Regions from separate parts of the Homo sapiens genome. Here regions 2 and 3 are each linked to region 1. Evidence: read pairs that join two places in POLR2A ChIA-PET (ENCODE). Cell type or tissue: OCI-LY7. All regions are shown on one strand. Each heading gives the region's core, and the rest is flanking DNA. Links, peaks and the distances in the headings are about the cores only.

Region 1 (8,378 bases), core at 1,811-6,810:
GCAAAACTTGGCCTGACTCCTTCCTTCCATCAGGAGAAGGTCTGTCACTGACAACTTAACTGAGCAAGGGAAACACCATTGGATAACCTGGCCCCTCACTGAGACTAAGAAACAACCAGTATTTAGGTTTCCCTTTGCCTACCACCTTAGAAGAGCTAGAAAACAAATCTGTGAATCTAAGGAATGTTTCAAAAATCCAGAATCCTCTTTCTAGCGAGTTGGTGCTCCCAGTTTACATTTGACTCTAATTCTGACTCAAAGATGTGATATGATCCATCATCACTCAATCCAAAAAGGAAAAATTTAGAGCATTATTAATAGCGATAGCTTCTATTTATTGAGGATGTACTTGACATCTTGTTCTGAATGTTTAATATCAATTATCTCCTTTAATGATCCTTTGAGATAGGTCATTTTACAGATGAAGAAACAGAGGCTCAAATAAATGAGTAACTTTCCCAAGCTCCAGCTATTAATACAAGGCTTGTTTTCTTAACCTGAGGACACTTTGCAGACTTACAAAATATTTTAAATTAATGATCACAAATGCTTAAAAATAACAAATCTTGATTTGAATCCATACATTCTCATGATACTTCTGGATAGACTTTAATTCTGAGTTCTGGCTGGTCCGTCTCCACTGCCCATGCCAGGTGCTCTCTAGTCTGTTTCTAGGCAAAGTGTTCATGGACTAGAGGTTTCTTAGGTTCCCTCTCTCTTCTCTAAAAGAGCAAGAACTGACTGGGTGCAGTGGCTCACGCCTGTAATCCCAGCACTTTGGGAAGCCAAGGCGGGCAGACCACGAGGTCAGGAGATCGAGACCATCCTGGATAAAATGGGGAAACCCTGTCTCTACTAAAAATACAAAAAATTAGCTGGTCATGGTGGCACGTGCCTATAGTCCCAGCTACTCGGTAGGCTGAGGCAGGAGAATCGCTTGAACCCAGGAGGTGGAGGTTGCAGTGAGCCGAGATCGTGCCACTGTACTCCAGCCTGGGCGACAGAGCGAGACTCTGTCTCAAAAAAAAAAAAAAAAAAAGCAAGAACTTTCCACAGGGAATGCAAAATCAACCTAGCAATATCCTGTATCAATAAAGAGACTTTACTCAAATAGGCTTAAGTGAAACAAAAGAACCAAAATGTATTGTCTCTTGAACCTGAAGAAGCCCAGGGGAAGGCTGGCTGCAGGTGTGGCTGAAAGAGCAGCTCAGAGGACAGCATCAGGACTCCCTTTCTGCCCCTCTCTTGGCTCTGCCTTCCAGATTCACTTTTTTCTCAGGCTGGCTGTTTTTTCATGGGAGCACATTGATTGCAAGAATCTCCAGGTTCCTAACCTCATAGTTTCAAGTCCAGTGGGAAGAGAGAGTGTTTTCTTATATGTATCTCAAGCAGAAGTCCTAGGTGCTCTACAGTCTATCCATTATGTGTTCACCCCTGCATCAATCCCTGTGGTGAAAGGAATGAAATGCTGTGATTGGCCAGATCCAGCTCATGTGCCCAACTGTTATCAGAGGTGACATTGGCACATGGATAGAGCGTTGGGGAAGGGTGATAGCTCTAAAGAAAAACCGGAATGGGTTTGTTTTGTTTTGTTTTTTGAGACGGAGTCTTACTCTGTCACCCAGGCTGGAGTGCAGTGGCGAGATCTTGGCTCACTGCAACCTCCGCCTCCCGGGTTCAAGCGATTCTCGTGTCTCAGCCTCCCAAGTAACTGGGACTACAAACATGAGCCACCATGCCTGGCTAATTTTTTGTATTTTTAGCAGAGGCAGGGTTTCGCCATGTTGGCTAGGCTGGTCTCGAACTCCTGACCTCAGGTGATCTGCCCCCTTGGCCTCCCAAAGTGCTGGGATTACAGGTGTGAGCCACCATGCCCACCCCAGGATGTTTTGAACAGTAGAACAAGGAATGGATACTGAATAGTAAATGTAAACAACCACAAACATACATGACTATAGATCCAAATGCCCTATAAGTCTAGGGATTCAACCATATATATTTTTAACTAAACTCCAGGCATGCAGAAGAACAATAATATATAACATTAGAAATCAGGACAGTCCCTAAAATGCAGGCCAGATAACCAATGCCAACATATGGGCAGAGGTCCTATGTTCTGGCAAAGTACGGATTTAATCAGTTAATATAAAGCACCTTTCACTCAGCAATTATTATGCCAGAATTAATATGTGAATCCAGAGTAATGTAACAAGTGCCAATCATCCCTCTCCCCTCCCACCCTGCTACCTCCACACACTTGGTCAAGACCTTGGAAATTCCAAGATTTAAACAGAGGAGCCATAATAGAGACCAAAGGGGGCAGAGGTAAGCAGATAAGTTTCAGCTTGTCCTAAAGAGCTAACAGAGAAGAAAGACTTTTGTCAGATGGTGCTCATATGGCTGGTTTACATATTGCGTACATGGAATTTATGTCAAAGCTACAGCCAGAGACAAGGGTGACGCAGAAGGAACAGACCAATCACCTTTCTTGGAGCTGGAATCCACCAAGAACATGATCTCAGCCAGACATCAGGGAATGAGAAGGGTCATTGTTGAAGGGAGCCAGCAGAATGTTAAGACGGAATTTGGTTTTGGTCGGATGAAACTGTTAGCACAGCCCTGGTCCCCTTGGTTAAGTGTGTTATTATATTCCAAAGTAAAGAGAAAGACATGAAAAATGATAATTGGTGAATATTTTCAAAATGAAGATGAACATTTCACTCCAAATCTAAATCTTCTTCACATAAAAACTGCTCATTTAAAATGGTGCAAGGATTAAGCAAGTCTCCTAAATAAATTCCCTCTGCATCAGATTTCTTCTTTAAAACAGTCTGGATGATTGCTAAAGTGCATTTCAAATCTAAAATTCAACCACTAGAATATCCTTAGGAAAGGCAGCTGCCAACTACAGAGGTATCTCAGCCCAGAGACCTGGCTTCAGCCCACACTCAGCACCACTCCGTTACCTCCACATCCCCATCCACATCCTCCGGGCAATGACAACGATGGTGGTGGTGGTAACAGTAATTGAGCACTTGCTATATGTGAGGCACTCTTCTTTACACAAGTGCTTCATGTGGATTATATATAAATACTACAATGATCTCTCCTTAACAGGTGAAAATAACGAGGGGCAGAGAAAATAAGAAACCAGAACAAGATCACAGCCAGTAAGTGGCTCCCCCTTCATATGTTTAACAATCATCTGATCTGTGGATATGATAGTAAGGATCTCAATTTTCTGACTTTCAGCAACAAGCTAGTTGTTACATCTAATAAATATCAGCATTCTAACTTGGATCTTTGCATAAGCAAGCCACACATAGGTAAAGACAAGACTAAGGTGAGTTAGATAATTTTTTGAAGACAGCTTTCTTTGACCCACCATAGAACATACTGCAATTGAACATCTGGAACCAGAAGAGAATACTGAAGATTCACCTCAGCCACCCACCCTTCTGGGAGTGCTAGGGTGCTGTGCACAGAGCAGGGGTCTGTGTCAGTCCTGGGTTCAAGCCCTTGCTCTGCCCCCTGACCAGCTGTGTTGCTGAGAAAATGTGTAATCTTCTCAGTGTTAGTTTCTCTTCTGTAAAAGGGAATGACACCATATATCTCATGGTAAGAGGGTGCTGTATACAACATCTAGCAGCCTTATGTTAGCACACAGCAAATGGTTCGTGATCATGGCATCGTACTCAGGGTGGGGATGTCTGAATCCCGACATCACTATGAGAAGATAACTGCAGAAGGAACGGAATTGACTGCAGACAGGAAAGGATTAAAGTTAGAGATACTAATTTGATCTCTGCAAAAACTTATCTTGACTACCTCAGATGTGCCACTTTGTCTTTTCTGGAACAAAGAATAATTTTATCATCTGTGAGAACTCACGTCAAAGCGTCCCTTGATACACTCTCACTTGTAAACAAAAGTTTTCAGACTGGAACTTGCAGCAGCCCTGCTACTAGTGAGAAAAAGCAGAGGGTGGAACAGGCAGGACAATTGGCCTCTATTGTCATGCAAATAATTTCAGAAATGTCACTTCTTGAGATACTGAAAAGCTGATGGTGGTGGTTCATCGTACCTTAGGGAAACAGCATTTAAGCATCCCTGTTCAAGCTCATTAGTCTTCTTGATCATGTCTGCTTCCCCTTCACCAAAGTGATCCCTAAAAATAGCTGTTCCTCCCTTCAAAAGATGAACCAAGGGTGGGCGTGGTGGCTCACACCTGTAATCCCAGCACTTTGGGAGGCCAAGGCAGGCTGATCACCTGAGATCAGCAGTTTGAGACAAGCCTGGCCAACATGGCAAAACCCCATATCTACTAAAAATACAAAAATTAGCTGGGCGTGCTGGCATGTGTCTGTAATCCCAGCTACTCAGGAGGCCAAGGCAGGAGAAATGCTTGCACCCAGGAGGTAGAGATTGCAGTGAGCCAAGATTGTGCCACTACACTCCAGCCTGGGTAACAAAGCAAAACTCCTTCTCAAAAAAGAAAAAAAAAAAAAAAAAAAAAAAAAGATGAACCAAGGAGAAACTATACAAAGTAGGGGATTGGTTCAGTTGTTTGTATTTCAGCATATACTTATAAGCACCATGATCATCATCATCCCATACAGTATTTGGCGTTTGGTGTTTATCAGGCCTTAGAACTATTGTTGGCTTGATTGCTGGCATTAGGCTCAAGTGAGCAAGGAGCTGAGAGTGGTATTACACTCTTATATTTGACTTTACAACATACCTGGGAGAGCATCCTCATGGTGTTTGCTGCCTAAAATTGGTAGTCAGTCAGTCTTAGAGGTTATTTAAAAATATTTGATGAATCTTATAAGTAAAAGAAACCAGACACAAAAGAGTATATATATACTGAATGATTCCATTTACATGAAGTTCAAAAATAGGCAGAACAAATCTCTAGAAGTCAAAATAGTAGTTACCTTGGGTGGGGGACTTCTGGGTGATAGAAATGTTCTGCTTTTTAATGTGGTTGCTAGTTAATAGTTATGTTTACTCTGTGAGAAATTTCTCGAACTGTACGCTTATGATTTTCTGTATATTGAACTTCAGTAAGTTTACTGAGAGGAAGAGGAAGAAGAAGATGAGGAAGAGAAAGAAGAAAAGGGAAGAAGAGAAAGAGGGGGCAAGGAGGAAGAGGAGGGAAATAAATGAAAGAATGAACTAAAGGAAATGCATGGAATTTAAAACAAAACAGCACGCAAAAAAATAAGCACCTGAAAAGACATTCAATATCATAATTAAAATCACAATGCAATATCACTACCCACTTATTAGAACAGCTAAAGTAAACAATAATGGTAATGTCAAATAATGGCAAGGATGTAGAGAAACAGAGTCTCTCATACATTTCTAGTGTGAATGTAAAATGGCACAGCCACTCTGGAAAATAGTTTTTGCAGTCTTTACCATACAATTCAGCAATCACACCCTTGGCTATTTATTCCAGAGAAATGAAAAATTATGTTCACACAAAAACCTATGGATGAATATTCATAGCAGTTTTATTCATGCTAGAAAAATACTGGAAACAACCCAGATATCCTTCAATGGGTGAGTGGTTGAATAAACTCTAGTGCATCCATGCAATAGGATACTGCTCAGCAATAAAAAGGAATCAATTACTGATACATGCAACAACCTGGCTATGTCTCAAGGGTATTATGCTTAGTAAAAAAAAGCCAATCTGAAAAGATTACAACTGTATGGTTCCATTTATACAACAGTGAAAACTAAGGAAGTCTGTAGTCTAGCACCAACATACCAGTGTCAATTCCTGGTTTTGATATTGTACTACATTACAGGTCACCATTTGACAAAGCGGATGAAGGGACACAGGACTCTTCGTACTATTTTTACAACTTCTTATGAGTCTATAATAACTTTTTTAAGTTTAAAGGAAAAAGAAGAATCTTTGACCCTGTCCAATTTGAATTAGCCACACACGTTTATGAATGCCACTCCCCTCGGGCAGGGCTGGAACTCCCCAACTCCTGTAGTTTAGTGTGAAGCACGGTCAGTGGAAAACACAAGTCCTACTTGGAAGTACATTTACAGAAAATACTCACAAAAGATAAGGGAAAGGAGCAACCAAACCATGCTTCTTAGACACTCTGGTTGATCTCTTGCTCCTTGGGCTTGCGATGATTTATGTGACGAGAACCACATCAACATAGAACTTCAGGCTCTTTTTCTAAAATAGGAAACTTTATATACGAATGGAAGATTTATGAGAACTAAACAGAGGAATTAAAGATGAGCTATTAGGGAAAACAGATGTATTGAAATTACCATTGGAAAAAGACTGAAAAGCTTAGTTTGTCTTGAATTCCGAACTCAATTCTTGCTAACAGTAACCAGGAAGTCAGAGTCTCTTACCAAGACAGTAGCTTTCCCTTTCCTTAAGCTGAAAGGAGTGGGGAGCCAACGTCCGGTTGGTGGGTTTGTTTCTTTTAGAGTCTGGGGGAGGGGAGTGTGGCAAAGGCTACTTGAAGGCAGAATAGAGTAGAGTAGACATCTTTCTCGACCTGCTAATAAAAGCCAAATTGATTCTGAACATAGGGTAGGTTTTTAAGCAATCAGCCATGTTTATATTATTGTTCTTGGTTGAAATTACACAGTTTAGTCAAGAGATTACAATTTTTAAAACTAAAACTGGAACTACAAAAGCCCATATTTTTGTAAAATTCTTTCATGAATTAGCAAGTGTTAGAAAGTCTTGTAATTCATTCAAAAAAGGACCTTGCACTCCAACTCTCTGAATGTAAGGGAGTGAAAAGAAAAAGATCCTTGTCTTGTCTGGAGCCCCAGGGAAAGCCACAGCCTCAACCCCACACTGCGCTTTGTCCTCAGGGCTGTGTTCCTGAGCTTGATTGCCAGTCATTTGCCAGCAAGAGGATGGATTGTTTTGTTAATGTTTCTTCTTCAAGACTCAGGGAGCTCAGGGTAGTCATAGGGACAAGCCAACAGACAGAACCAAATGGTGAGCAGTACCCACTGAGATCTGGGCCTATGGCATGGCTAGTCACAAACTGAACCTCTTCAACCATGTACTTCTGTGTCCTGGCCTGAGGGGTCAAGGGACACACATATGCTTCACTGGGCACAAGGATATGAAGTCAGAGTTTATGCAGCTTCATAAATCAGGCTGCAATCTAATTTCTAGATAAACGATTTTAAAATGTTAAAAGCATCTCCCATGTTGCTATTACTCAGATAGTCCCAAGAATCAGAATGTTAAATAAGATGTTACTTAAATGTTGATTAAAAATTAATTGGGTGTGGTGGCAAGTGCCTAACGTCCTAGGAGGCTGAGGCAGGAGGATCGTTTGAGCCCGGGAGGCCGAGGCTGCAGTGAGCTATGATCACACCACTGCACTCTAGCCTGGGCAACAGAGCAAAACTCTGTTTTTTAACAAAATGAACCAAAAAAAGTGTTTAAAATATTATTTTACATTCTTCCATTCAGTAGAATTTATAATCTACATTTTGCCAGGGGCTTTTTATAACCATTATTATTTTGAAAAAAAAAAATAACTTGTAAGCTTTTTTTTTTTTTTTTTTTTCCCAGACAGGTGTTGCGCTCTGTGGCCCAGCCTGGAGTACAGTGGCAAGATCTTGGCTAACAGCAACCTCCGCCTCCCAGGCTCAAGCCATCCAAACTATCCTCCCACTTCCGCCTCCAGAGTAGCTGGGACTACAGGTGCATGTCACCATGCCCCGCTAATTTTTGTATTTTTAGTAGAGACAGGGTTTTGCCATGTTGTCCAGGCTGGTCTTAAACTCCTGGGCTCAAGTGACCTGCCCACTTCCCAAAGTGCTGGGATTACAGGTGTGAGCCACTGGGCCCAGGAACTAAAGGAAATGCATGGAACATGCATTTATAAAGGAAAATAAAGGAAAAATGGCCCATTTTATCTTCTACTTATACTGTCTCACATATACCACCTCCCCCACCCGCCCCCAGCACACATACTTGCCACTGATTTTGAAAAAGAAATCGGCCGCTACTTTGAGCTTATTGCTTTTAAAATATCAGTTTAAAGCTCAAAACACTGTTTGAAAATTGTTACATCAGAAAGCCTATGCTGGGCTAAAAAAGCCTTTCTTAGGTTCATCTGCATCGTGGGAAGCCCCGTTCGGTATTAAGTTACCTGTGCATTGTAAGTGTCCCCACCAGTCAGTAAAGAACTAGGTGTTACTGCATAGTTCCAGGGTACAGCCTGGCGTTAGGCACATAGTAGCTGTTTAATCATCATTTCTTGAATTACGTAGATTAACTTGTCAGGACTCACATGTTCACATGGACAGGAATGTAGTTATTAACTACATTCAGGTTAGTCCACCCTTATTTTATATATTTG
Region 2 (7,881 bases), core at 1,345-6,344, 120 kb after region 1:
ATGTTGGTCAAGCTGGTCTTGAACTCCTGGCCTCAAGTGATCCACCCATCTCAGCCTCCCAAAGTGCTGGGATTATAGGTGCCTGGCCTAAATCAGGGATTTTTAAATAGCTCTGAGAAAAATCTGTTCAAAAGATTTTTTTTTTCTGTTGAAGAACTGTTCTACAATATTCAAGATCTCCATCCTGCAGCCTCTGGAACCCAGCTCTGTTACTGCCCTCCAGCAAGCCCCTGCAAGCTGGCTAGGTGGCATAGTTCCTGCAAGAGGAACTATGGCAATATGGTTAGAAACCACCGGATTTGAACATCAGATTGCCTCTGACCTTGGGTAACAACTTAAGTTCTTGCAGTCTGTTTTCCCATCTTTAAAATGGGGATAATAATGATAGAACTTATTTCAAACTGCCATTGAAGAATGTGGCAATGTACAGAGAGATCTTAGCACAGTGCCTGGCACATAGTAAGTGGTCAAAAACTACTCAGCCTTTACTGCCACACTTGGCACATACATGGGCTAACCAGAGGCAAAAGGCAAAAAGACAGGCAGCTGAGAACAGGCGAAGAACAAGTCTTCAGTATGACTTCTGCTGAATTAATAAAATGGAATAGAAACAGTTTTGTTTTGTTTTGTTTTTTTAACCCAAGTCCTTATTTGTCTCGAAGATTCTTAGGAGCAAAGAGTCATTTCCAGTACTGCTTCAATTGTGACCTGAAAAACTACACCTGGGAAGAAATTCACTAGGGCAGTCAGGCTCATGAGCTGCCTCCCACAGGCCCAGCCACAGCAGAGAAGAGCCCAACTCTACAACTCCTTACTTCAGGGCACTGACAAGGAACAGAAAAGGAGGGAGTAAGAGCAATTTCTCAAGTCACAGGCAGCTTTTCCATATCACCGACTCTCTTACAGCAAGCTCTCCCTGGTGTGACCAAGGCTAAGAGTTTCCCTTTTTCTTTATACCTGCAATAAGAGATCACCTAAGCATTCACATCCATCAGGGAAGAACCATTATTCCATTACTTTTTTTTAATTAATACAAACAGGGTCTTGCTATGTTGCCAGGCTGGTCTCAAACTCCTGGGCTCAAGGGATCCTTCCACCTCAGCCTCCAGAGTAGCTGGGACTTCAGGTTTGGGCCACTATGCCTAGCCTATCACTCCTTGATCATTTTCATCATTGTTTTTGTAGAATGAATGCTTTTAAAAGCTAAGTGTCATAAGATTGTTTTTTTCCTATTATTACATGTGATTGGGATCCTCAAGAGGATGAAAGAAAAAGTCGGAATGGCCCACAGGCCAGGACCTAACAGGGTGAGTGAACCAGGGCAAGAATGTCTTGCTGAACTAGTGCAGGTCATGAATAAAATAGGGCAGCCCAAGGTCATCACCACATGGTGAATGCTTTGAGAAGCAAGAGATACCAAAGTTCAGAGGTCACCAACTCACCTGTCTCTAGAAGCCAGGCAGATAAATGAAATGTATGACCGACCAGGAGGAACACAATAGGGAGCAGCAGAGTCTTTGGCCAAACTCGCACAAATGCCCCACTAAGTGAGATGAAAATTTTAAAAGCTGAACACAGTGTATAAGTTGAGCAAAATGCATCTGGGTCACATCTTGGCCAAGGGTCCCATTTTGTAGTGCCCTGCAAAAGGTTGTGATGGGCAAGAAATGAAGACCAAAAAGATCAGTCAAGAAAGGAAAGGGCAGGAAGGAAGAAAGGGCCTGTCTGGGCAGGTGGAATCCCTGGCACCCACTGATGCAGTGGTCAGAAAAGGAAGGTCACAGAGAGGCTGGGGTCTATGCCCCACATGCCAGGGGCCTAGGCTGTGAAACCCAGGAAGGAACAGATCAGGGTGTAGACAAAGAAAAGGGCAAGCAGGCGTGGGGACCACAGTGGCCTTACTGTGGAGTCAGACACTCTGTGCGCCAGGAGTTCCCAACATGCTAGTCCTGAAAATGCAATACAACAAGAACACAGTCTGAAAACCTGACACTGAATCCATGGGACAACCCAGAACCAATGGGTGCTGCACCCACATACCTTCTGCTCAGGGGAAGGGCCCGTTTCAAGGAGCACAAAGGCAAAGCCTCACCAGATCAGAGGAAAAGAGGCAAAGGGATGGGACAGTTCCCAACAGGCTAATAAGAAAAAGAAAAAAGCCCACATCCTTCCACAGCATTTATTTCATAAACAAATATATATTTAGTGTTAACTGAACTCTTTACAAGGTCCAGCAGATGTTACAAAGATAAAAAACCTACAGCTACTGAGAGTAAGTGGCTTATTCTGGGTCAAGAGCAGAAAGAGATTATTTGGGAACAGGGTTGACCAAGTCACACACTCAGATTTGGTAACATAACAGCTCACTAGTTACAGTACTGGAATGCTCATACTCTGTTGACTGAATGAAATGATATATAGTTGATACTCTGAAAAGTGCTAAAAGAGTAGCACGTATAGCAGGAAAACATTGAGATCATCATCATTAGACTCTTTCGGACAACAATAGTTTACGTCAGAAGAAAATGGAGTGACATATTTAAGATTCTCAAGGAAAGAAAATTTGAGCCAAGGATTTTATATCAGACAACAGTGACCCTTAATTATAAAGGTCACAGACCAAGTTTTATCAACTTGAAATTAGGGAATATTGTTCTCATGATCCCCTCCTATTAAATCTACTAGAGAAAGAGCTTCAATCAAAATGTCTAGAGACACTGATATGAGGACAAGTGATAAGCATGATATATACAACAACCTGTACAAATAAGACTAAATGAGTATTAAAAGGGAGATATTTTAATATATAACAATAATAAGATCTGATGATGCAGAAGTACTAAACCATTTTTTTAAGGTGGGAAAGAATTAGTATGGCATATGCCAAAGAAATTATTTTTATTGTTTTCAGTAATCATAGCTGGTAATGGTAGTATTAATGTCATTATTTGGAGACGATTTGTGTGTAATATGGGGTAATCAAATAGGTAATTACACAATAGTCTATTTCCCTTGTGACCAAAAAACCAGGATTCTAAGTGTGGAAGAAAAGGAATAAAAATGTAATATATAAGAGGTTAAACAGAAACCCTATAGTCTTGAACTTTAATTGGAAATAGCATTATGAACTCACAAAGTATTTTATCTTTATATGAGTATTTATGTTTGCATGTAAGTGTGAGAGAGAGAGAGTGTGTGTGTGTGTGTGTGTATGTGTGTGTGTTTCCCAGCTCTGACCGAGGAAAGGCCTATAAATACTAACCATTCCAGTGAATGAGGATTCCCAGCGTCTGGACTATAGTCTTGAAATACCATTTCTCGCTAAAAAATAACCAGGGTTTCTTGGGAAAATGGTTGACTCCAGGTATAGGCAAGAAATGTACAAGACAAGCATGGATCACCTTAACAAATCAAAGAGCAGGAAACTAACAAGAATACTAAGGTCAGGTCAGGAGGACTTAGGGGCCAACTGAAGAGGCTCCCATTGGTCAAAGATGGGACAATTTGAGTCTCAGTAAAAACTAAAATTTCAATAGACTAAAACCTATAAAAAAGATTTAATTCCATGAGCTCATAACAATTAAAAAAAAACCCTAATCAGTGATCTTCTGAGAATGACATGAAATCAATTCTTGAAAACTGAGTAAATCAAAGGAAAGAATCAAGCATTTATCATCCCTTTCCTATGTGAATTGTACCACTGGGCAATCAAATAACAGATTGAAAAGGCGTCTATCCTTATAAAATTATTCCAGCTAATAAATAAAATCAAAATGATAGAATTAGAGTATCACCATTCTGCAATTGCCCCCACTGAATTAACAGATCGAGACACTGAGGATCAACAGCTGCTAACATCAAAAGAGTGGAAAAACCAGACCCCATGTGTCTCCCAGTGAAAGAATACACCACCATCTGTAATCTTGCCAAAGGGATGAGACCTGAATCTGATCAAGTCTCTGGATCCAGATACAGGAAACAGAGGGAAAAGCAGTAAGTTAAACTGTACCGTGAGTGTGAATCTTTCTTGTTATCAACACTGTGGGAAACTCTACAAATTAAACAGCCCAGGTCCTGCAACAAATTAAAAAAAAAAATTTAAAGGAAGGAGACTCTGGTAGAGGGGTCTGTAGATTAAAAGAGACTTAAACATCTTTTTTTTTTTTTAATGGGTAAGACTAAAACTCAGTGGGTCAGGCTGCTCATTTGGGTAATAAAACCATAAAGAGATGCAAGGAAGTAATTACTATAAAGTCAGGATGGCATTTATTTTTGGAGGAACAGAGGGAAATGTGATCAGGATGGGATGTAAAATTTTGGTCCCTCTGGCAAAGTTCTATTTCTTGACCTAAATGCTAGTGATATATATGGGTGTTTGCTTTGTAATAATTCACTAAGTTGTGTACATTTGTTTTGTGTGGCTTTTTGATATTTATGTTTTACAATAAAAGTATTAAAAAAGCATTAAGAAAATCTAGGCATATCAGCACAGTAGCCAACTGACGGAAAAAATTGCAACGTGTCTCTCAGTGCTAGGTGGAAAAGTGTAGGGACCCAGTAATAAATCAGACAGGAACCAGCATCTTACGAACACTGTTTCAATGAACTTTTCACTTTGAAGGTAAATAACTGAATGTACACTGTTTAATTAAAATTTGCCTTATAACACTTTAAATTATTTTTAAAAGCATATAACAAATGACATGCTCCAAAATACCTCAAGAGCAATCTCAATTCAAAATGACTTCCTAGAGTTGGGTGTGGTGGCATGCACCTGTAGTCCCAGCTACACAAAAGGTTGAGGCGAGAGAACTGCTTGAAGCCAAGAGTTTGAGGTTGTAGTGTGCTATGATTGTGCCTGTGAATAGCCATTGCACTCCAGCCTGGGCAACAGAGCAAGACCCTATCTCTAACAAACACATATAATAAATAAAAAAAATAAAATAACAAAATAACCTCTTAGATATCTACCAGAATTGCAATGAACAGTCGGGCATTGGGTTCTCACAAATACAAGATGACACATCTCACACTCCATGAGGTATGGCATGACCAGCTCTGCACACCACCATGGTTCATCCTTCTACTATTAAAAACAACAAAATGTGAAGAATGAAACATGGAGACAAGCTTTGTAGCAGAACCAGACTGGTTGGAGAGGCAACAGCCTTTGAGAGTTCACAGAAAAAGAGGGTGTTTGTGGCAGTATTATTGAAGAGTAACACCCTGTAGCACAAGTATGGGAGGGCAGCTGAGCCACCAGAGTGTAAATCCCAGCGTGGCCAGGCATTCACAGCATGTTACTTAACCTCCTTAAGCCTCAATTCCTTATCTGCAAACAAGGCTTAACAATAGTATCTTTCTCATAGATTCCTCCTGAAGATGAAATTAAATAATGTGTATAAAGCACTCAGCACAGTGCCTGCTGGCCCACCCTACGTACTCAACAAGTGTTTGCCATGATTACTGGGATGGTAAACATTTCTGGAAAATTAAGGAATTCTCTATATGATGGATACCTTTCTGGCTGGAATGTAGGATGCTTTCCCCAAAGTAAGTAGTGCTATTTTATAAACCCATGACCTTTAACATCAAAAAATCACTGCTTCAAGATACTTCCAGTCAGTTTTAAAATGAAAAAGAATAAGAAAAAGTCACTGCTAGTAGTAATTATGTATATGTGATTTTCAACACCTTCCATATTATTATTTGGTTTTCTCCTCCCAACTACCATCATGGGTGGTTAGTTTTAACTCCAATGAAACCTGGGATTATTAGTATCAGGAATACTGATGGCTGTAACTGGCCTTTAGGGAATGGGAGCCCAGGGTTAGTACAGATGCTTCTTGTCCACCCTGTAACCATGCCCCTCCCCTTCCCCTATGGGCACAGCCAACCTCCCACAATAGAGGTTCTCCCTCAATGCCCAATACTCACTTTCACAGCTTCCCTTAAGGCTGTGACTCAGTTCTGGCCAATGAGGCTTAAAGAGGCTCCAGGAAAGATTTTACTCCCGGATGAAAAGGGATAGACACTACTAGAGAAGCAATTTATTGCTGCCCTCTGTGTCCACCCTTCACACACACACACACACACACACACACACACACACACACACACACTCTCTCTCTCTCTCTCTCTCTCTCCCCCTTCCTGTCTTAAAAAGAGGTTGGCAGGAACCTGTGATACCTGTTGCTGAGAAAGCTATTTCCGCCCACAAAGAGGCAAGTCTGCAGATAAAAATGTAACATGCTAAGGATGAGAATAGATAGAACTGGTCCCTGATGACACTGTTTAGCCAAGGATCCAATCCTGAATCTACCCAATCCCAGACTGCCCTTCATATAAGACAATTTAATGTCTTTACTATTCAAATCACTGTTCATTGGCATTTGCTTAATTGCAGTCTAAAACATCCCGATTGTTATGATCTGAATTGTGTCCCTCCTGCTATGGTCTGAAGGTGTATCTCCCCTCAAAATTCATATGTTGAAACCTAAACCCCAAGGTGGTGGTATTAAGAGGTGGTTAGAAGTGATTAAGTCATAAGGGCTCCACCCTTATGAGTGGATTAGTGCTTTTACAAAAGATGTTGAAAGGTGTACCCCAGTGCCTTTTGCCCCTCCACCTCCCATCTCATCTACCATGTGAGGACACAGCAAGAAAGCACCCTCTTGGAAGCCCAGAGCTGCCCTCACCAGACACTGAATCTGTGGGTGCCCTGATCTTGAATTCCCAGCCCCCAGAACTGTGGAAAATAAATTTCTGTTCTTTACAAATTACCCAGTCTCAGATATTTTGTTACAGCAGTACAAACAGACTAAGAAACACCAAAAAGTTCATATGCTGAAGACTTAACTCCCAATATCTCAGAAAGCAACTGCATTTGGAAACAGAATGTTTAAAGAGGTGACTCAGTTAAAATTAGTCTTAAGGTGGTCCCCAATCCAATTTGATTGGTATCCTTATAAGAGGAGAGCTGGACACACAGACGCCAAGTGTGCGCACAAACAACAAGCTGAGAGGATCTGTGGCCAGTAGACGTGAGCTATAATATTAAAAATTTTTATTCTTCAGGCTGAAGGACAAAAAAAAAATCCCTGATGGAAACTTGTGTCTACACTAAAAAATCAAAAGCCCCACACACAGTAAATGCGTATTTTTCTCCTGTTTTAATTTCTTCAAAAGATCATTGTTTAAAGAAAAAAGTAACTATAATTTGTAGGGATTATACATAGATACAGAAATAAACCATATGACAATCACAACACAAACGGTGTGGTCTCCTCAGTAGTCCCCCGTATCTATGGTCTCGGTTTCCACAGTTGCAGTGTGACCACAGACCATGCAGTCTGAAAACAGGTGAGTGCAGTATACAAGATATTTTGAGAGAAAGTGAAGACAGAAAGATCATTTTTATATAAATCTTATTACAATATATTGTTATAATTGTTCTATTTTATTATTCGGTATTATGGTTAATCTCTTACTGTGCTTAAATTATAAATTAAATTTTATCATAGGTACATATGTATAGGAAAAAATATAGCTTATATAGGGTTCAGTACTATGTGCAGTTTCAGGCATAGACTGCAGGTCCTGAAAAGATCCTCCCTGTGTAAAGGAGGACAACTAATATCCTTTATAAAGGCGATTGTTATAGACTGAAATGTACCACCCAAATTCATATACTGAAACCCTGATCTCTAGTATGGCTGTGTTTGGAGACAGGCTTTAATAAACAATTAAGGTTAAATAAGATCATAAGGGTGGGACCCTAATCTAATATGACTGGCACTCTATGAAGAGGGAGAGACACCAGGGTTGTGCACAGAGAAATGTTCTTGTGAGAATACAGCAGAAATGTGGCCATCTGAAAGG
Region 3 (7,881 bases), core at 1,345-6,344, 160 kb after region 1:
TTAACCAAATACAAATATGGAAATTCTTGATTTTAAAATGTCACATATTTTAAGTCAGCTAAATTGGCAACGATATTAAAACAATAGTATACCCCCTAAAAAAGTTTCTGCATGATTGTTTATTTAAAATATTATGACTCTGGATGTAAATACATATGGGCTTACATAATGTATGATTATCCATATAAATGCTCAATTAAAATATTTAGTTCATCCTTAAACACCTTTTGTTCTAATAAGCATAATAGTAAATATTTTATCTCATTGGAAGTGTTTAAAGCTGTTTGAATCTTGATTTGTGAAGAAATTACTGAAAAATAACTTAAGGTTAACTACATCAAACAATACTATTGTTTGCAATGCTGTCAGATTTCTCCATGGCAAAATAGTCGCATATGGTTATTGCACGATTTATAGGTACAGGTTATTATGTGCATATAAACTCTCTACATAATGACAGTGTTTGCACTGCAACTTGCTCAACACATTTAAAATTGTTGAAATACAATTTACAAAATCTTTAACAACATACTTTTAAGATAAAAGTATCCTGAGGATATTACAAAATTCATTTTACCAGCCCTTCATTTCTTTGCTTTGACTCTTTAATTTCCAAGATAATCGTTGCCCATATTTTATTACATAAAATGCTATTATTATATATTTCCTATTAAACAAAATATATTTAAGTTAAATAGTACATAATTGTCCCATAAACACTTAGTCCCATCTGCCTGTAGTCTCATTGGTTAAAATCAAGTATTTATCAAGTTTTCTATAATTCTGAATCAGAAAAGGTACAGCACAAAACAGACAGAAACAGGGTTAGCACATTTAAGTTAAAAGCATTGTGCATTTTAAATATTTTGGTCATATTTTATAATAAAATATTTTGGCAAAAATAAAATATAAGGTTTAGTTTATTTTCTATTAATGGTAGATCTGGAGAGTATTTTACATTTCTAAATAGTATCTACTTAATTTGACTGCTTTCACATTTGTTTCTGAAAACACTGCTATTCGCTTTTCAGAATTTTGAGATTAAAAGCACCTAAAAATAAGATAAAATAAAATTTAAGTAAAATATTTGTTTGATGCTCGAAAGTTGACAAATTCACAAACTTACTTTAAGTGTCTTACATGATATATGCCACCACAGAAACTTTATTGCCTGCTAAGACTTATTTGACTAAATCTAATCTTTAAAATAATAATCCTGATAGTCTCCTTGAAACTTATTTGAAAATTAGGATGGGAATTCAAAAATTTTTTAAAAATGAAAAGCACAGTTGCAAAAAAAAAGTTATTCTGGTGGCAATAGTTGTTATGGCACAAAAACACATGAAAAACCAGTTTTCGCTAATATATACAACTAAGTTCAAATAAGATGTGTAAGATACACACACACACACACACACACACGTATACATACATACAACTTGGGTTCCGGAGGGTAAACTACTGAAAACCTTACATATTGAGCCATCTAGCTCATTTATCACTGACGTCTCAATGACAATTTTAATGAAGATGTTCATTATTTTTTTCATTCTTACTCAAATACCTATCATTAATTAAGAGAAGAGTTTGAGATGTATAAGGCTAATAAAGGAAGTGAGAGTGTGGTGAATTAAGTGATGAGTATTATGTACAATTGCCTTTACAAAAAACGTATTTTTACTGTGGAAGAAATTCATGCAGAGATGCCTGTGGAAAAGTATCAATAAGAAAACAAAACACCTTTAACACTATGACATACTGATTATAATATACTATGATATGTATTATTACAGCATTACTTACACATTCTACTTTAGGCAATGTAATCTACTTCTGAATGACCTTGTTAATTTTTAAGGCATCAGTGCATCAAGGGCAAAGCTCCATAAAATAAATATAAAAACAAGAAAGCATTAGCTAATTTGTGGCATAGAGAATGATCACTGTATATTATATCTGTTGGCCACTTCCATATAGGTAATAAATTGTACATCTTATTGTAAAAATGTTATAGCATAAATTTCACATCATTTTTCAACACTTCATTTAAAGGGCTAAACTGATCTGGCAGTATTCTCATTTTCATTGTTCCATCAGCTCCACAGGAGAAAATGTGATTTGCAGGCCCTGTCTCAATTTGCATCACTCCAGTTCCAATATTTCTAAAAATGGACTGCCGAGCATGTTCACTGACAAAAGTATGGAGAAGACCAAAGGTAGAGAGACTCCAAATCTGAAAGATATTAAGAACAAACGGAAAATTAGGGTTGATGATGACCTTAAGAAATCAAATGAGGCCAGGTGCGGTGGCTCATGCCTGTAATCCCAGCACTTTGGGAGGTCAAGGCAGGCAGACCACCTAAGGTAAGGAGTTCAAGACCAGCCTGACCAACAAGGAGAAACCCCATCTCTACTAAAAATACAAAACTAGCCCGGCGAGGTGGCACATGCCTGTAATCCCAGCTACTCAGGAGGCTGGGGCAGGAGAACTGCTTCGACCCGGGAGGTGGAGTTTGTAGTGACCCAAGATCACACCATTGCGCTCCAGCCTGGGCAACAAGAGTGAAACTCCATCTCAAAAAAAAAAAAAAAAAAAAGGAAAAGAAAAGAAACCAAATAAAAATTTTAGGCCTGCATTCCTGTGCAGTAAGGAATTTCCAAAACAAAAATAGAGAAAAATCTGTGTAGGCCTAGGATCATAACACCTTGATTCTGTATAGAGTGTTGTAATCTACCAATTGCTTTAACACAAAATACTTAAAAATCCATCTAGTAAGAGAGTAAGAGAAACAATGTAGGTAACAAGGAGGTTAAGTGTACAATGCTACAGAAACTTACAATACTGTAGGGATTAAAATCAACGTTTCCTATCTCTCAGCAGAGCTTTTGCCGTATAGGTGTACAGTAAGGTAATCTCTTCTTTACATTATTGAATGCTCACCAGGGATCAGAACAGCTAGAAAGAGGGAAGTACTTGACACCTAGAGGCCCTCTGACCAGGCAAAGCTATATTTTAACTATAAGACAAAGTCAATTATTACAATTTCAGGATACTTAATTTACTAAGATTTTGTATTTCCAGCCCTTATCAAAATAAATGTGCCTGTAAAGCAAATTATACGCATCTTTACTTATGGGAAGAACGTAAATGCTTTCAGGACATGTATTTTAGGTTTAGCGAAACCTACTTATTTCCTGGTTTTATTGGAGATCATTTTTCTAAACGTTTCTTTACTCTAAGAAATTCATTAATTCATACTACCCTGCATATGAATTTGTTAAATTAGGGCTTCTGAATACATTGTATATTTTCAACTCTTTTTTTTTTTTAACCTTGATTAAACAATAAACCACAGGATCAAAGTACAAACTAAAGAACCAATCTAGGCCAGGTGCGGTGGCTCACAACTGTAATCCCAGCACTTTGGGAGGCAGAGGCAGGCAGGCGGATCACAAGGTCAGGAGATCGAGACCATCCTGGCCAACATGGCGAAACCCCATCTCTACTAAAACACAAAAAATTAGCAGGGTGTAGTGGCGCACGCCTGTAGTCCCAGCTACTCTGGAAGCTGAAGCAGGGAAATCGCTTGAACCCGGGAGGTGGAGGTTGCAGTGAGCCGAGATCGTGCCACTGTGCTCCAGCCTGGCGACAGAGTAAGACTCCGTCTCAAAAAAAAAAAAAAAAAGAACCGACTTAACTATGGCATATTCTAAACTAGAGAGTCAGTCCAAATAAGAAAGTAGTTTCAAACTGAAGGAAAATAATTCTGTTGGTATATATATATTTGATTTTAAGAAAAAGGCTTTTAAAAATTCCATAATTCTAGTCTTTTCCTGGTTGAGAATTATGAAAACAATTTGCTGGTTTTAAAAAACCCATCTGATTCTACTAAATAAGTGTAAGTGCTTAAATTAATAAATTCGATGAAACTAAACCCCCCTAGTCTAGGGTTGCTGACCATTAAAATAACATAGGGATTAGTCTAAACTGATTTACCAATTACCAAACAGGGCCAAAAGACCCTCCATTAAAATTACTAGGTGTGTTATTAAAATGCAGATCCCTGAGTCTTGGACTTACTTATCAACTGAGTATTTCTGGAGTGAGACCCAGCAATTTGCATATTTAATAAGCTGTTTAACATTTTTAACAAGCTGCTTAACATTTGAAAAAACCTGTCTTAAGTTTTCAACACAATGGACTCTGAAAAGGACTGCTAAAGGCAAGGTTTATCCAGAATTCTTGAATTAGGCACTGAGGGACTAGATAATAATATATATGAAAAACTGGCGAGCAATGTGGGATAAAAGAAAATATCAATACATTTCTCAGCCCCTGGAAATTAAATTCAGTAAATTATGTAACTCTGAACATGGAGTCAAGACAAATTCTAATATCTGAATTATGTTTATATTCATGGAAAATTTGGTGTTTTAGTATGAATTAAACATATTTTCAAACAACTGAAAAATAGAAAATTTTCAAGTTAAATATTCCATTCATTGAAAGATTAAATAGCAATTAGCACTGCTGACTACAAAGGAATTAATATAACTATTATTTAAATAGATTGATGTCATCAATACGATTAAAGAGCTAAGGTTTCTGAAGATTTCATTTTGTAGATGTTGTGGCATCAACTGTGTTTACCTTTATATTGCCTTCGGCAGATCCTGTAACAAAGTACTCTTCAGTTGGATCAACAGCAACGGCTTTAACAGGAGAATCATGGCTCTGGAAAAGCTGCCTCTGTTGTCGTTGACAAAGGTCAAATACATATGTAAAACCTTTTCTGCCACCTGATATTAGTAGCTGATGTTTTGGAGCATATGCTAAAACTGTGGCTCCACTGTCATGGCAGGTAAATGCTGAAAGTAAATTAAAAAAAAAACAAAAACACTTAACAATAAAAGAAATAGACTTCTGGCTTTTGGCTAAAGTGAAATAATAGACCAGATTTGCAATCCTGCCTGAAACAATTAAAAAATCAAATGAAATATAAAAACCAATGATTTCAGACACTGGATATAAGGTAATGAAGAATGATCTCTGAGAGATGGGAAACAAACTGGGTGAGTCATAAAACTGCCCTAGCTTACTACTTAGAGTTTCCTGACCATGGCACCAGGAGAGGAACCCTGGTTGAACTGGTTCCGTACCAGCCTCGGTGGAGTACTCAGAAGCATTTGACTCAGTAGCGGAGGAAAATCAGCCCTAGACCAAATGCTGCTTTGGTCCTGTTTAACCAAGGTCCCCCAGATTCAACTGTTTCCAAGTAAGTTGTCCCTGAGCAAAGCTCAAGAACATTTACAGAATACAAAAATAATAGGCACTTAATGAAGTAAAATTCACAATGCTTGCCATCTAATAATAAATTAACAGGAATGTGATAAAGCAGAAAATATAACCCATAAGGAGAAGAAAAATCCATCAATTGAAACTAACCCAGAAATAATAGAGATGACAGAATTAGTAGGTAAGGAAATTAAAAGTCCATTATAATTTTAAGTTAATTAGAGGCATGAAAGGCCTAAATCAAAATTTAACAGATTAAAAACAGCAAGGCTCAAGATAAAAAAGGAACTGGATGGGATTAACAGCAGATTAAGCCTTGTAAAATAAAAGATTCATGAATTTGAAGACACAGCAGTATGAGAAATATAAAAATATGATACTATTTTTCTTTAAAAAAGAGTCCAGCCTAACAAATTTTAGGGAAAAAAATCTGCATATAGCTCAAGGAGAATATTGCATAATGAACAGTGAGGATTCTGGAGTTAGATTGCCTGGGTTTCAATCCTGGTTTCTGTGTGGGATTAAATGTGTACTTCTGCTGAATTACTTACCTAAGTCTCAGTTTCATCATTTGTAAAAGAGATTATCACCTACCTAATAGGGTTGCCTGAGGATTTAATATATGCAGATCATGTATAGTCCATGGCATAAACTAAACACTTAGTTATTATTGTAAGACTTGAAATAAAATTAATTACAGAGAAGGAACTTTGACCAGCACTTTGAGATATAACTTCCCAGAGGAAAATGCACACTTTTTAAGTATATACCTTGATGAGCACTGACAAATGAATACATCTGTGTAACCATCACTAAGATCAAGGTACAGAATATTTTCATCATCCCAGAACGTTCCTTCATGCCCCTTCATGGTCAATTCTCCTCCCCAACAAAAGCAATCACTATTCTGACTTCTATCCAATTAGTTCATTCCAGAAGTTCTATTATTTTGCATATTACATGCAGGTTTATGGTCCATTTTGAGTTAATTTTTATGAAAGGTGAGGTCTGTATCTGGGTTCAATTTTTTATATGTTGACATTAAATTGTTCTGGCATTATTTGTTGAAAAGACTATCGTTTCTCCACTGAATTGCCTCTGTGACATATTAAACATAAGTCTACTATATATGTGAGTCTATTAGTGGGCTCCCCATTCTGTTCTATGATCTATATGTATATTCTTAAGCTAATACCACAATGTCTTGATTACTGTAGCTTATAAGTGTTGAAATCAGATAGTATAATGTGAGTCCCACAAGTGTGTTTTTCTCTAGTATTTGGTTGGCTATTCCTTTGCTTTCCCATATAAACTTCAGAATCAGTTTGTTGATATCTGCAAAGTAGCATGCTGGAATTTTGATTAGGATTGTGTTGAATCTATAAAATCAAGACGAACTGACATCTTAAGAATATTGTGTCTTCTAATCTGTGAATGTGGAGTATCACTCATTTATTTAGATCTTCTTTGATTTAAATCATTTTTATAGTTTTGTGCATACACACCCTGTACATATTTTGTTAGATTTATGTCTCAGTATTTCATTGTTTTGGGTGCTATTGTAAATGGTAATATTCTTTAAATTTCAAATTGCAATTGTTCATTGTTGATGCATCAAAAAGCAACTGAATTTAGTACAGCTGACCCTTCAACAACACTGGTTTGAAATGTGTGGGTCCACTTAGATGTGGTTTATTCAATAGATATATTGGAACATTTTTTAAAGATTTGAGATAATTTGAAAAAACTTGCAGACAACCCACATAGCCAAGAAATATCCAAAAAATTAAGAAAAAGTATGCCATGAATGCATAAAACATATGTAGATACTAGTCTATTTTATCATTTACTACCATAAAATATACACAAATTACAAAAAGTTAAATTTATTGAAACATACGCACACAAATACAGATTGTAAGTGGTGCCATCGACAGTCGAGAAATGTAAACAAAAATACAGTATGAAATCATAAGTACATAAAATTAATTATAGTACATACTGTACTACTGTTATAATTTAGTAGCCACCTCCTGTTGCTATTGCAGTTAGCTCAAGTGTTGCGAGTATATACTTAAAATGCTGTGTGATGCTCATCATCTCCATGTGAGCAGGTCTTCTCTCCAGTAAACTGTATATTGCAGTGAAAAGTGATCTCCTGTGGCACTTGTGAATTTTTCATTGTATTTAGTGCAACAGTGTAAACCTTGAATAACACCATGGGAACCATACAACATGCCACTAGTAATGCTGGAAGTGCTCCCAAAAAGCAGACCAAAGTCAAGACATTACAAGAAAAAAGTTGAATTGCTTGATATGCACCACAAATTGAGGTCTGCAGCTGTAGTTGCCTGCCATTTCAGACAGATAATTCATCTTTTTTTTTTTTTTTTTTTTGAGACGGAGTCTTGCTCTGTCGCCCAGGCTGGAGAGCAGTGGCTCCATCTCAGCTCACTGCAAGCTCCGCCTCCCGGGTTCACACCATTCTCCTGCCTCAGCCTCCCAAGTAGCTAGGACTACAGGCATCCACCACAACGCCTGGCTAATTTTTTTTTGGTATTTTAAGTAGAGATGGGGTTTCACCG

The links. ChIA-PET counts read pairs that join two places held together with the same protein. Peaks named below come from ENCODE experiments on the same cell type or tissue, not always from the same donor. Only the 100,000 strongest peaks of a DNase experiment are listed, where the experiment ranks them.
Region 2: POLR2A ChIA-PET joins it to region 1 with 5 read pairs; 10 of 35 experiments call an interaction of 5 or more read pairs at or near these places.
Region 3: POLR2A ChIA-PET joins it to region 1 with 7 read pairs; 4 of 35 experiments call an interaction of 5 or more read pairs at or near these places.

The regions. Positions count from the first base shown.
Region 1 is chr5:119,400,848-119,409,225 of GRCh38, reverse strand. No RefSeq gene overlaps it. Among named protein-coding and RNA genes, the nearest start is that of HSD17B4, 47 kb to the left of the region's middle. RefSeq lists enhancers at 4,329-4,829, 6,637-7,205. In OCI-LY7, for the core only: no CTCF peak of the experiment used is centred there; a DNase peak (open chromatin) is centred at 4,009.
Region 2 is chr5:119,276,618-119,284,498 of GRCh38, reverse strand. It overlaps a transcript of TNFAIP8 not described here. Among named protein-coding and RNA genes, the nearest start is that of TNFAIP8, 75 kb to the left of the region's middle. In OCI-LY7, for the core only: no CTCF peak of the experiment used is centred there; a DNase peak (open chromatin) is centred at 6,198; H3K4me3 peaks cover 707 bases; H3K27ac peaks cover 163 bases.
Region 3 is chr5:119,241,347-119,249,227 of GRCh38, reverse strand. DMXL1 (Dmx like 1) reads right to left here. Exons shown (of 44, transcript NM_001290321.3): 43 at 4,652-4,869; 44 at 101-2,233. The coding sequence ends at 2,009. Among named protein-coding and RNA genes, the nearest start is that of MIR5706, 91 kb to the right of the region's middle. In OCI-LY7, for the core only: no CTCF peak of the experiment used is centred there; no DNase peak of the experiment used is centred there.